Regions from separate parts of the Homo sapiens genome. Here region 2 is linked to region 1. Evidence: chromatin contacts called from ENCODE Hi-C or POLR2A ChIA-PET data. All regions are on one chromosome and are shown on one strand. The core of a region is the stretch at or near the end of the contact, and the rest is flanking DNA. Distances in the headings are between cores, read along the strand shown.

Region 1 (5,852 bases), core at 2,463-4,962:
GATTACTAAGACTTCTGCCAAGGGATAAAATTACTTTTCCTTCTCTCATTATAAATTTCTATATAGAGCTATTTTAATGCAGTAAGGACTGTATTTTCATATTTTAATAAATCCCTCACGTTGAATTTGCCCCCCATTTCAGATTTGATTAGGAAATACTAAATTGAGAAGGCAGGTTTTTCCATCTTTTTAAAAACAAGTATGCACCATAAGCATTTTCAGCGGATGTCTGCCTTAAGCAATCTTGGTAGAGCTGTCAATCAGTGGCAGGTGCTTGTTTAAGGAAGAGAACCTGTGAATAGATTTAGCCTTTCTTCCTCACAGACAGCTGCTCATTCACACACGCTCATCTCGTCTTCCTCAACTTCTTGCACCAATCCCGCCTCTTGGATTGACCCACATCCACCTAGCAGTTGAACAAACTGCAGATTCTAATTACATGTCCCGACAGTTGCTCAACTTAATTTTTCACCAACTGAATTTCATGCATTGCCCCTTGATGTTCCTTCCCTCTGTTCACTCTTTTCTATAAGTCCTTGCATTTGATATACTTTAAAATGGATTTGACTAGGAAAAAAAAAAAAACCAAGTCAGCAAACCCTTGTGTTCATTCAAGAAATTGTGAACAAATTTAGCTGTTATGGTAATAATCCTGAGGTGAGAGAGAAAATATCACCTAGGTGACAAGAGATCATTTTAACGCTATTACTAAAATAGTATTCTATGAATAGAGGCCATAGAATTTTCTACAAATAGACTTGTAGGGACTCACATTTTGAATCATATTTTACTTATAGGTTTGCTGTATATACTGATTAAACTTCTGAACCTAAAGATTCTCTATAATTAAACTAGCACAAATATAATCTGTCCCTTACCCACATTGTAAGAATGTCTGGTGGGGGAAATCCAATATTGACCTTCACATTCCACATGGAAAATCTTTGTCCCCAGAGTGCAATTAGGGTGATTAAAAATAAGCCGCTTTTGTGAGTCTCAAGTTTGTTCCCCAAACAAGCAGCATCAGCAACTGGAAATTTGTTAGACATGCAAATTATCCAGTCCCACCTGAGACTTCAGCCCAGATCTATGAATCAAAAATTTTGGAGTGACCCTGGCAATATGGACTTTAATAAGCCCCTAGGATGGTTCTGATGCATGCTCAAATTTGAGAATCATTGATCTATGACACAGCATTCTGAGTGGCCAAGAATGAACAATGTCACCCACTGCTTAATTATGCTTTCCCTTAAGAAAAGGTTTAAATGCTTAAAAGGTAGGTTCTTTATAAAGATAATGCATTCAGATATATGGGAGATATGTCCACCATTCAGACTTAAAATATAATTTTAAGGGACATTAATCCTTATGTCTTTTTCTGGCATAACTGAGTCTGAGGCAGCCTCTCCAGTCAGAGATTTCTAATCAGCTTATCTAGTTCTTTTAAAACCCCACAGCTGATCTACTTTGCCTGACTTCCCCGGGGCCTAGAAAATGACCCTGGACACCTTTCTCTAACTGATTAGCTCTGGCTGATTTGTCTTAATGCTAAACCACTGTGTAACAGTACTAAATTATACTTAATGACACAGTCTACTGTTTTGAAGAGTGCTGTGTATGACTGACTGAGCTAAAAGGATTGCTGGCTATGAGTGAGTTTTAGTTTTAGAATTCATTTTCAAAGACTCACAAGGCTCAAGAAGCTTGAAAACCACAGATGATGTATACAGTAGCTGGAGTTCCCTGGAGGCTCCTTTCTAGGGTCTCTCATTTGAATTGGTGCAGAACTGAAAGCAGAGAGTCAGAAAGTAACTCTGCTTGTAAAAATGGCTTAGGAAAAGGAACTTAAGATTGTGGGTTATATGTGTGTATGTGTGCACACACATGTATGTTTCCTGAATTCTAACCTGAAAATATCACATTTGTGGATACTTAAAATACTCATATGCATTTTGATACACAAAAGCAATTCAAAGTATGTAAAAGGAGGCTGGAAATGTAAGCTTAACAGTGATATTCTGGAGAAAAATGTTGTAACTGTCACTCCAGGCCTCCCTTAGGAGAAACCAAACTTGTCAGATATTTTGGAATGGTAGCTCTTTTTCAGGAATTAGAATAACTGAAGTATGATACTGTGTTCCGTGTGCTTTAAAATCTGTGACCCTCCCCTGTTGCTGGTCATAGCTTCAGCATTTGAGTGTCCATTGTCTGTCGCTGAGGACATTTTCTCATCGGCTCTTTTCCCCATTGTCCCATTCCTCTCACTCACACCTGATTACCAAATAGCTCTAACGAAATCACAGTCACTCCTTCCTGTGTTTCCACCATTGTGTACATCTTCATTTGCACACCCTATTTTTTAATCAAAGTTAAAGCCTCACCAACAAGGTACTTAGAACAATCACCCACTTCTGGCCACTTCGTGACGGGAAATACATCTTTGCAGGGGAAGGAGCTGGATCAGACTGACAGGGTTTCACTCAGACTATTTCAAACAATGAGGAGCCTTGACCTCATTCCCAACTTTTGCCGTCCATAGTGGTTGATTTCTTGTTTTCTCTTTCTCTCTTTTTTTAACAGAAACTCTTAAGCTCAAGGCTAAATTACAGTGGGGACTTGCCTTTGTCTACAGTCCATGGTTTCTGTATTGGCTCAAGCCTTGAAATCTTGAAACAAGCCTAAATTAAAATTTTCTCTTAGCTTAAGAAAAAAAGTTACATATTGTCAAGACCCTTATGTGTGTGGTCCATTAAAAAGGTCTTGATATTAGAAGATAACAGCAAATTGTTTCTTATCCCACAACAGCTTTGCCTTTCAGTGTCCTTTGTGGTGGTTTTCGTAGGTCAGTGGTACAATTCAACACTCTTCCAATAAGCCATAATAATAATTGTTGGCACAACTGTTATTACAACAGGACTTGCCTGGGTTCCATCTATTAATTTTTACAGACAGTAGGAAGCTCACACCGAGGAGACATTGGTAACTTCCTGGACAAGGGCAAAGAAAGGAACTAGCATATTGTACATACTGTGTACGTGCACAGAACACTGGTCTGTGCCTTTGGAGTGTTCTCAGAGGGGCAGGCCAGAAGGGAGGATTCAGGTAGGAAATGAATCTAGGACTTCTCTTGCCTTTGATGGTTACTGATGGCAATTGTGTTTCCCACTGAATAACTTGGTGGACAATTTTGATAGTAAACTGAACTCATACCGAGCAAGCACAATAGTCAATCCATAAAGAAAAGGGTGGCATATCATAATGCCAGAAACCTTGTCTCCCTAAGAGGTGATCATGAATTTCCTATACAGGGCAAAAAAGGGAAGAATAGCCTATTCATATTCTGTATTCACAGTTTGAAGGACCCATCACAAATGACCTTCAAAGACTGACAGGGGGCAGGTAGAAGGGAGGCAAAAATGCAGAGAAAAAGATGTTACCTTGAAAAATGAAGTAAGAAATCCTAATATTCCCGTAGTTGATCCTAAAGTTTGTTCCCATGTCTACGGTTATTTCTAAATAACTTCACTACACTTTGAAATTCCTTAGTGGTGGTTTATCAGTAATACTTAACTGAATTTTTCCGTTTCTATTCTTTGCTGCCAATGAATGTAATCTCCACGACTTGCCGTTCGAGTGCACGCACAGACACACACACATAATGGTATATGCATCATATATTACTCATTTTGTGGGAAACACAATGTATTATAATGAAAAAGATTCCAGCACATTCTTTCAGTGTGTTTCAGTGATAAAATTTTGTGGGGGAATAGAGGTATACATACTCTCTTTGCTGACCATATTGTTGAAATTATGATCTTAAGCAACACTGTTAGAAATGCTTGCATAAAGTATCTTCTCTAGTATTAATGAGTTGATTCACTCTGAATTGAAGGTTCAAAAAAATGCACTAAACAAATATTTTTATATCTGTGGTATTTTCCTATTAACTACTCTTAGTGAACACGTGACCATATACCTGATATCATTAAAAAGGAAAATGGCCTAAACGAAACGTTAAAAGTGGAGGTATTTATAAAGTCTTCTGCCAAAGACCATTGTTTAATGATCTGTAAAATGTAGATTATCTTCTTTTATTATGAATGTGATTGTAAGAAACACCCTAACATTCTCTAACTTTTGAAAATGAATATTTTGTATTTCTAAGGACCAAGGAAAATATTTTTTAAGCCAATGTAGTACACAGAAGCCTTGTAAATGAGAGGTACAATGACTTGGATCAACTGCATAATGCTAGATTAGAATTCCAGCATTTGATGATAAATTTATCAATCTTTCCTATAATTCTTATACTGCACTAAATTACATTTTGGAAATTTTAGCTAATCTTTTCAAATTAAAGGCACCAACATTAATGACAGATCTTCTCTAATATGAAAAGCATCAAAACATTCCCTTTCAAGCACTTTGAATGGATGAAAATTGCCATATAATTTTCCCACCTACCTAACCATTCCATGTAAGTTAACTGAGCAGTCTAACAATGTTGTACAGAAGGTTGACAGACTATGTGCACCAAGAATATTTAAGTTGTGCAGTTAGCAAGAACTAGCCATTTCAAATATACTCAAATGTTTTGTAAATAAAAATTTTGACTCCTATAATTTTGTTCAAACTGATGTCTTTTAAAATAATTAGATTTTATTTGAATTTTAAAAGTAATCTGTTGTAAATTAGATGTTACTTTGTTGACTCTGTGATTCAATGTACACTCAGCCATATTCCTGTGGGGAAATATCAATCTTACTGACTTTCATGGCATGAGCCAGAGATTCATAGTTTCCTTTAGGACTATAAGTATGAAGACAAAACACACCAAAATAAAATGCTAGTGAAGAAATTAGAAACCTATTGTATAAAATGTATTTTTAAAATCTTAAGATATATGTGATTTACACTGCCTGTTAATCTAGTCTCTTTGTGATTAAAAAAAAACATAATATTTGTTAAGACTCAGACACCAAATATTTGTGATGTTTGTATAGCACCATCGTTATATGTGATTTCAAAGGGTAAGCATCTCTGTCGTAATCATGTAAGCCCACAGAAGAATAAATTCCTGAGGTTATGTACAACCAACTCTCAGAATTCAGACTTCCTGCAGCTGCCATATCACCAATAAATGAGAATTGTGAAAAACAATTTTTAAAGAATTGAGTTTATGATCACTGTGCATTTTGTTAATGAATGATTTCAGAGTTTTATTTTTACCAGAAATGCTCTCAGCCAGTAAACACAACTGCTGATTTCAACCATACTATCATTTCAATGGTTTCTATATTCTTGATCTAACTACCAAAAACTGGAAGCTTGTTGCAAGGTGTGTCCTAACAAACATACAATAAATGACTCTTCCTGCATGCTGCCTGAGATATGTTGTAATTTGAAATGTCTTATCAAAAAATTATACATGTTATAACCCAAAGTTGAACTGGCAATATTTTTCATGTGTAAAATTGATGGTATGTTAATATCAAAAGCAGAAGCATTGTTTGTCATACATGTATGTTATATGTGATGTTTAATCGTGTTAAACTGTAATCTGTGAAGTTTTCATTGCCTGAACTAGTCAATTCTGTATAAATCATTGTCTTAATTGTTTTCCTAATCTTACCATATTTCCTAACACTGAAATATAAATGTTTGTCAATTAGCCATTCATATTGTATTGATCTTTATAAACTTTAGTGTGACTCCATTAAACTAACCTAAACAAAGGAAAATCAAAGCTTTCCCTGTCATAGGCTCAGGGACATTTTACTTACAGCCAAAATCATTTATTCATTGAATCAACAAGTATTTATTGAGTATCTACTGTGAATCAGGCTCTA
Region 2 (5,852 bases), core at 2,298-4,797, 100 kb after region 1:
TGCAGCTGTCTTGACAGAAAAAGAAAGAAGTAGTGGGGTGGGGAGATGAGGGATAGGTCAAGAAAAGTAGGAGATAAATCTTTAAAAAGCCAGGCTGAGAAATCCCTTAAGGAATAAATAACCAGGTAAATATCCAAGTAAAATCAGAGTGGGGAATGAGAAAACAGAATTCACAGGGATGCCACAGGGGAAGGGAAGGATGAGAATTCTAGCAAAACCAACAAGCAAATGCATGAGAACAAAATGCTTCCCTGGTAAATGGGACCACAGGTGGGCACCGTGATAAGTATGATTTACAGAGATCCCTTGGATAGAAGCATGTCATCACTACAGCCAATTTGAAGCTCCAGGAAAAGCGTGATTGCTGTTTTGTGGGTGTCTAAGGAAAATCACTTTATGATTACACTGAGATGACAGGACAAATACATACAAATTCTTCCAGAGCATATACTCCTGCTGCCTCCTAGTTTAAGATAAGGGAAAGAGGGGGTAACACAGAAAAAAGCACGTCAATTTCGGTAGGTTCCTGTGCAGGACAAATACAGACAAATTGTACCAGGACGTTCACTTCTGCTGCCTCCTAATTTAAGAGAAAAGAAATGAGGTAACCAGGGGAAAAACGTGTGTCAATTTCAGTAGATTCCTATGCAGTAGTGAACAGGAGAAACATCGGGGAGAGGGGGCATGAAGATTCTATTCACTTTCAGGACTCTAAATATCAAAACATTAGGCCCTTCTAGTCCAGAGAACACAATGCATGTTCATCGGGGAGATTTCCGGATGAAATTTGCTGCTAACACAAATCAACCTTGCCAAACCAGAACTGATCAGGTTTAATCAAAACATCAAGGAGCTCTTGGGAAGCAGCACATTGGGATTTCCACTTTCCAGCACACCATGGAAAGACCTGCCTAGTGCCGAGTCGCAAAGAAATGGCTGAAGGGCCTGCCTCACCTTCAATAATATTGATTCTTTACCTGATCTCTTCCCTTACCCAACATATTCAGCTGCTCAGATACAGAAACTCTTCAACAGCCAGGAAGCTGATGCTTGCTCACGACAGAATGGAGGGAAACTTGATGAGCTTGACTTCCAAAGACTCAGGACATCCCTATACTAAAAGGGCTTCCTGCTTCTCCTGGCCTCAATCACAAAAGGAAAAAATTGATGATTTCTTAAAACACTGAGAACTATACCAGGCTATGCTAATATCATAGGTATGCTTTCCTAGCAAAGATAGTTTGGTCCTGAACAAGAAGAGCAGAACAAATCCCAAGATGGACATGCAAGAGTGAAGACCCAGCTCGAATAAGGGCAGAAGCAGTGAGTGAAGGGTCTAGCTAGAAGAGCAATGAGAAATGGCAAATGGGTAACATGAGCAATAGAGGGTAGGGGGGCAGTGGGGCTGGCAAAGCTGTACCTGTCCATGGAGCTCATGATGGGAGCAGGCTAAGAGAGGAGGCATCCATGTGGGAATAGGCATGGGACTGGCAGCAGAGGACAGAATGTGTAAAGGAGAGAAAAACAAACTGTGCCTCTGCAGTCCTACCTTGTAGCATAAATATGGCTGCTTGTGTGATAGGGCACAATAAAACTGTCTTCTTTACTTGACTTAGTGTGAAACATCACAAAGAGCTGCAGCTTGGCTATATTTTATTTAAAAGAAAAAAAAGTTTTGGAGGCACAAGCCTTGGTTCGGGGTAAGAAAACATGTTCTGAAGATGCGAGTGGCTTCTGTCAGCCAAAGGGTAACAGATGTAGAATTTATTCCTACATGCCAGCTTTCTAACTGTCTTCATCAATAATCCTACATATTCCTCAAATGCCCACACAGAGCAGAGTTCAGTGAGAAGACAATACATACCTTTTTTATACTCAATTAGATCTCAAAATATTAAAATTATATTAAATGGCAAATCTCTTTAAGTCTTGCTGAAAGATAAATGCTCACAAGAATAAAAAGATGAAAGCAAACCCAAAAAGTCTTTTGCTTTATCTTGAGCTGCTTGGTTACTCGCATTTTAAATCCTCATCACTGAGTATTTTAAGTATTATAGAATTGAGCAGCCTAAAATCTTTTATTGAATTATCACTCTTAAACAAAACACAAATCTTCAGGCACATTTTCCCATACTTAAGAAAACGCATTTGGCAACAAAAATTAAATGTAACAAATGTTTACAATGCCATGTAATTTAGCATTTGAGCCGGGAAGGAAGGGTGGCTCAAATGATCATATTTCTCCAAACCCATGGCTGCTCCTGTGCCCGGACAAGCTTAGAAATGCCCAAGGTGTCTGTATCCAGTTCTGACAAACCAGCCGGAAGAGCCCCAAGTACTACAAGTAAAGAATAGGGGGAAATAGACGCCACAGAGTTCAGGATATGTCTCTCTCCTACTCCATCCCCTCCCCTTCTTAATCCACAAACCGAAGATGAAAATGAGTAAGGAGAGTGAAGAGAATAAAAGGACAACCACAGTGAACCTAGGAAAAGACAGAAAGGCCACGTCCATTCAGTGATAGAAAAAGTTCTGCTGAAACACCTGAACACTCCACCCATTTCCAGGTGTCACTGAAATGACAGAGACTTTGCCTAGAGAGGGAAAGAAATTGTTCCCACATCTCTTTCACTGTGGAAAGATAAGTCACAATGTGTGATACTTGGTGTTACAGTTCAGGACTGCCAGGCCACTCTGGAATGAGGTCTAATGGTATCAGTCAAGCAGCTATTGAGTAAATATTCCTGATGTCTGCTTCCTTGCAAGACATTTTAAATAAAAATACAAATTATTTTCTTGTTGCAAACAAAGCATGGCAAATCAAACCACCCAAATGTTTTTTTCTATGCTAATATGGTCATAACCATGTTTTAGAAGAAAAACTAGCAAGTACCCATCATGATTGGGTTTCAACAATAAAAAGATTCAGAGATATATTTTGCTTTGCTTTTTATAACGCTCATTTAATGGTTCTTTGTCAACTTTTGAAGCTTGAATGAGACAGTAGTCCTTGGAGGGAAGATGTGCAGAGTATTTATTTGGCACCCATTGTATAAATAGTCCTATACAGTAATTCCCCCTTATCCTTGGACAGTACCTTCCAAAACCCTCAGTGGATGCCCAAAACCTTACATAGTACCAAACTGTATAGGTTCTATGCTTTTCCTGTACATACATACCTATGATAATAGTTTAATTTTAGGTACGGCATAAGAGATTAATAACAATAACCAATAACAAAATAAAACAATTATAACAATATGCCAGAATCACTCCTCTTGTACTTTGGAGCCATTAATAAAATAAGGATTACTTGAACACAAGCACTGCATTCTCCCAACAGTTGATCTTATCAAGATGGCTACTAAGTGACTAAGGGGGAGGTAGTATATAGAAGTAACTAGACAAAGGGATGATTCACATCCTGGGGGGAAGGGAGTGGAATTGTAAGACATTTCATCATGCTACTCAGACAGGTGCACAACTTACAACTTATGAATTGTTTCTTTCTGGAACTTTCCATTTAATATTTTCAGACTGTGGTTGACTGCAAGTAGCTAAAACCATGGAAAGGGTAAACCACTGTGCTAAGTGTTCGACCTCTGTTACATCATTTAATCTTCACAACTAGCCTCCAAATAAATGATTATTGTGACTCACCTTTTAGAGCTGAAGAAGCAGGGCTCAGAAGGACTGAATAATATGCCTAAAGACACAGAGCTAGTAAGTACCATCTGTGAGGTTTAAATGTTCTCTACTGCTTCTAAGTGTATCTTGGGAAAAACTGGTCTCCTGTGAGTGTCCTCCAGCAAACCTACCAGCTAGCAACTATCTGTCATGTCTATTATTAAAAATGAAATATATTTGCTAATTTTTGGCAGAATTTGATTGATTACTTATATATAACCAGATGGGAATCATTAAGACCAGGATAATTTTTCCATTAGTTCTGGTAAGACATTATTTGGAAGAAAGCAGGAGAGGAGCAAGTAGATCTGGAGTGGGAGGAGTGAAGAATCCAGTTACACCCATCCCCTTCATAAAATACATCATTTCAAGATTATTTTCAAAGCTGATTTTCTTGTCAGTGTGGATGAGGTTTAAAGTTTGGCTTAGACTGAGACTTGGAGGCAAGTAATTTAGAAAGTAGAGTTGAAAAGACTGTTGAGCTGAAAAAGCAATATAAATTATAGCTAGTACTTACAGTCCTACCTGGCTGCTTTTGACATATTTATAATTTTCCTCAGCTATTCTACAAGACAGTTATTACCCAGAACTTACAAATGAAGAAACTGAGGTTTATAAAGTTCAGATAACATTTCCAGGGTCACACATCCAGAGAGTAAGACAGTCATGCCAATCTGATATCTAAAGACTTTTTCCTTCAGATATATTAGAGGGTCTCTCACAACATCTTTGCTCAGTTCTGAAACAATGAACAACTTTAAGCCAATGGCCTCTCTTTTCCTCACTTTGTTCATTTATAAAATAAAGGTAGTGCACTAAGTAATTTTTCAGTTTCCTCTCTGCTTCAAATCTTCATGACACCATATGAATTCCGCAAAGACCACACTATCAAATATACCATGCAACAGTGGCTCCCTAAGATTTATAGAAGACTTTGAAATCCTAAACCACGAAACCCCATTTAAAATTCCTTTGATTAAACACTGTTAGCAATCACCCTTAATGGGCAATTACAAAAACTGAATCTGGAGGGCAACAAATTGTCATGGCCCTTTCTAAGTTTGGGTGTAGTAAACAAAAAAAAAAACAGATGTTCCTCAAAGAATCTAAGTACAGTCATGTAATCACAGAGTAATCTTTGAGGGTGGTACCTGCAGAGAACTATAGCTGTCACAGTTCTGATACTATCTTAGCTATGCTTTGGGTTAAGTTTTCCTTTCGATGATACTTCTTCCTTATGTAGACATGAGTATCTGAAAGCCGAAACAATACAGCTGGGATTCTCAACAAAATTCCAGGTTCCAATAATCTAGTCCATGATTATTTGGACTAGATACCATGTTAGTGGTTTTGGTTTTAAAAGAGGCAAAATAGTTTTGCTGTAAGCATGAAATATTTCTAGGAATATAAATAGTCAAACAGAAGTTTAAGTCAAACAGGTTTCAGTCCTACTCCACCACAAACAGGATATGTGACAGTGAGTTAGATAGAGAGCCTACTGACCCCACAGGAGCCTCAACTCTTCATTGGTAAAACGGGTATATATTTACCTTACAGGCTGTTGTGAGAAACAAGTGAGATAAAATATGGCTAAGCCACCATCATATCATACCTGGATTCCTAACTGGTGTCTCTGCTTCAACTCTAAGTCCTACAGACTTTTCTCAGCAGCCCAAGAGATGCTGATAGAAATCGTCATTTCACTTGCAAAGCCCTCCATGATCTGCAGACCCGCATTCTCTCTCTACTCTTTCTATCTCCTACTTCTCTAACGGGGTCTTTGGTCACTCTCCTTATCTTTCTTATTTTTCTATTTTTTAAAGATAAAAGTTATGTATTTATTGTGCACGACATTATATTTTTAAGTATATATACACTGTGGAATGGTTAAGTCTGGATAATTAATATATGCATTATCTCACAGTTATTTTTGTGGCGAGAGCACGTAACATCCACTCTGTTCGCGTTTTTCAAGAATACAGTCATGCGTTGCTTAATGATGGGAATACATTCTGAGAAATGCATCATTAGGTGATTTTTGTTCTTGTATAAACATTATAGAGTAGACATACATAGACCTGATGGTATAGCCTGCTACACACCTAGGCCATACAGTAGAGGCTATTGCTCCTAGGCTACCTCTACAGCATGTTACTCTACAGAAT

What was found. Hi-C counts contacts between places; a loop is a spot of excess contacts on that map. ChIA-PET counts read pairs that join two places held with the same protein, here RNA polymerase II (POLR2A). Pooled maps may share reads with other maps.
Region 2: a map of PC-3 shows a loop between it and region 1 (2.8-fold over the local background). The contact joins two enhancer-like sites. A Hi-C loop is called at or near these places in 4 of 168 maps with a recorded cell type or tissue (IMR-90, MCF 10A, PC-3 and 1 more) and 3 of 50 pooled maps. POLR2A ChIA-PET finds 5 or more read pairs at or near these places in 3 of 52 experiments (BJ, MCF 10A and activated CD4-positive, alpha-beta T cell).

What each region holds. Positions count from the first base shown.
Region 1 is chr2:40,097,096-40,102,947 of GRCh38, reverse strand. It overlaps SLC8A1 (solute carrier family 8 member A1), which reads left to right. Exons shown (of 11, transcript NM_021097.5): 11 at 1-5,678. All of the region lies in intron 2 of SLC8A1-AS1 (SLC8A1 antisense RNA 1), which reads right to left. Among named protein-coding and RNA genes, the nearest start is that of SLC8A1-AS1, 180 kb to the right of the region's middle. Within about 2 kb of position 3,712, at least 2 of the 41 ENCODE cell types and tissues checked have a DNase peak (open chromatin) inside an H3K27ac peak, as active enhancers do; they include PC-3, where a contact is called at or near this core.
Region 2 is chr2:39,994,531-40,000,382 of GRCh38, reverse strand. The region is part of intron 2 of SLC8A1-AS1 (SLC8A1 antisense RNA 1); the gene reads right to left. Among named protein-coding and RNA genes, the nearest start is that of SLC8A1-AS1, 80 kb to the right of the region's middle. Within about 2 kb of position 3,547, at least 2 of the 41 ENCODE cell types and tissues checked have a DNase peak (open chromatin) inside an H3K27ac peak, as active enhancers do; they include PC-3, where a contact is called at or near this core.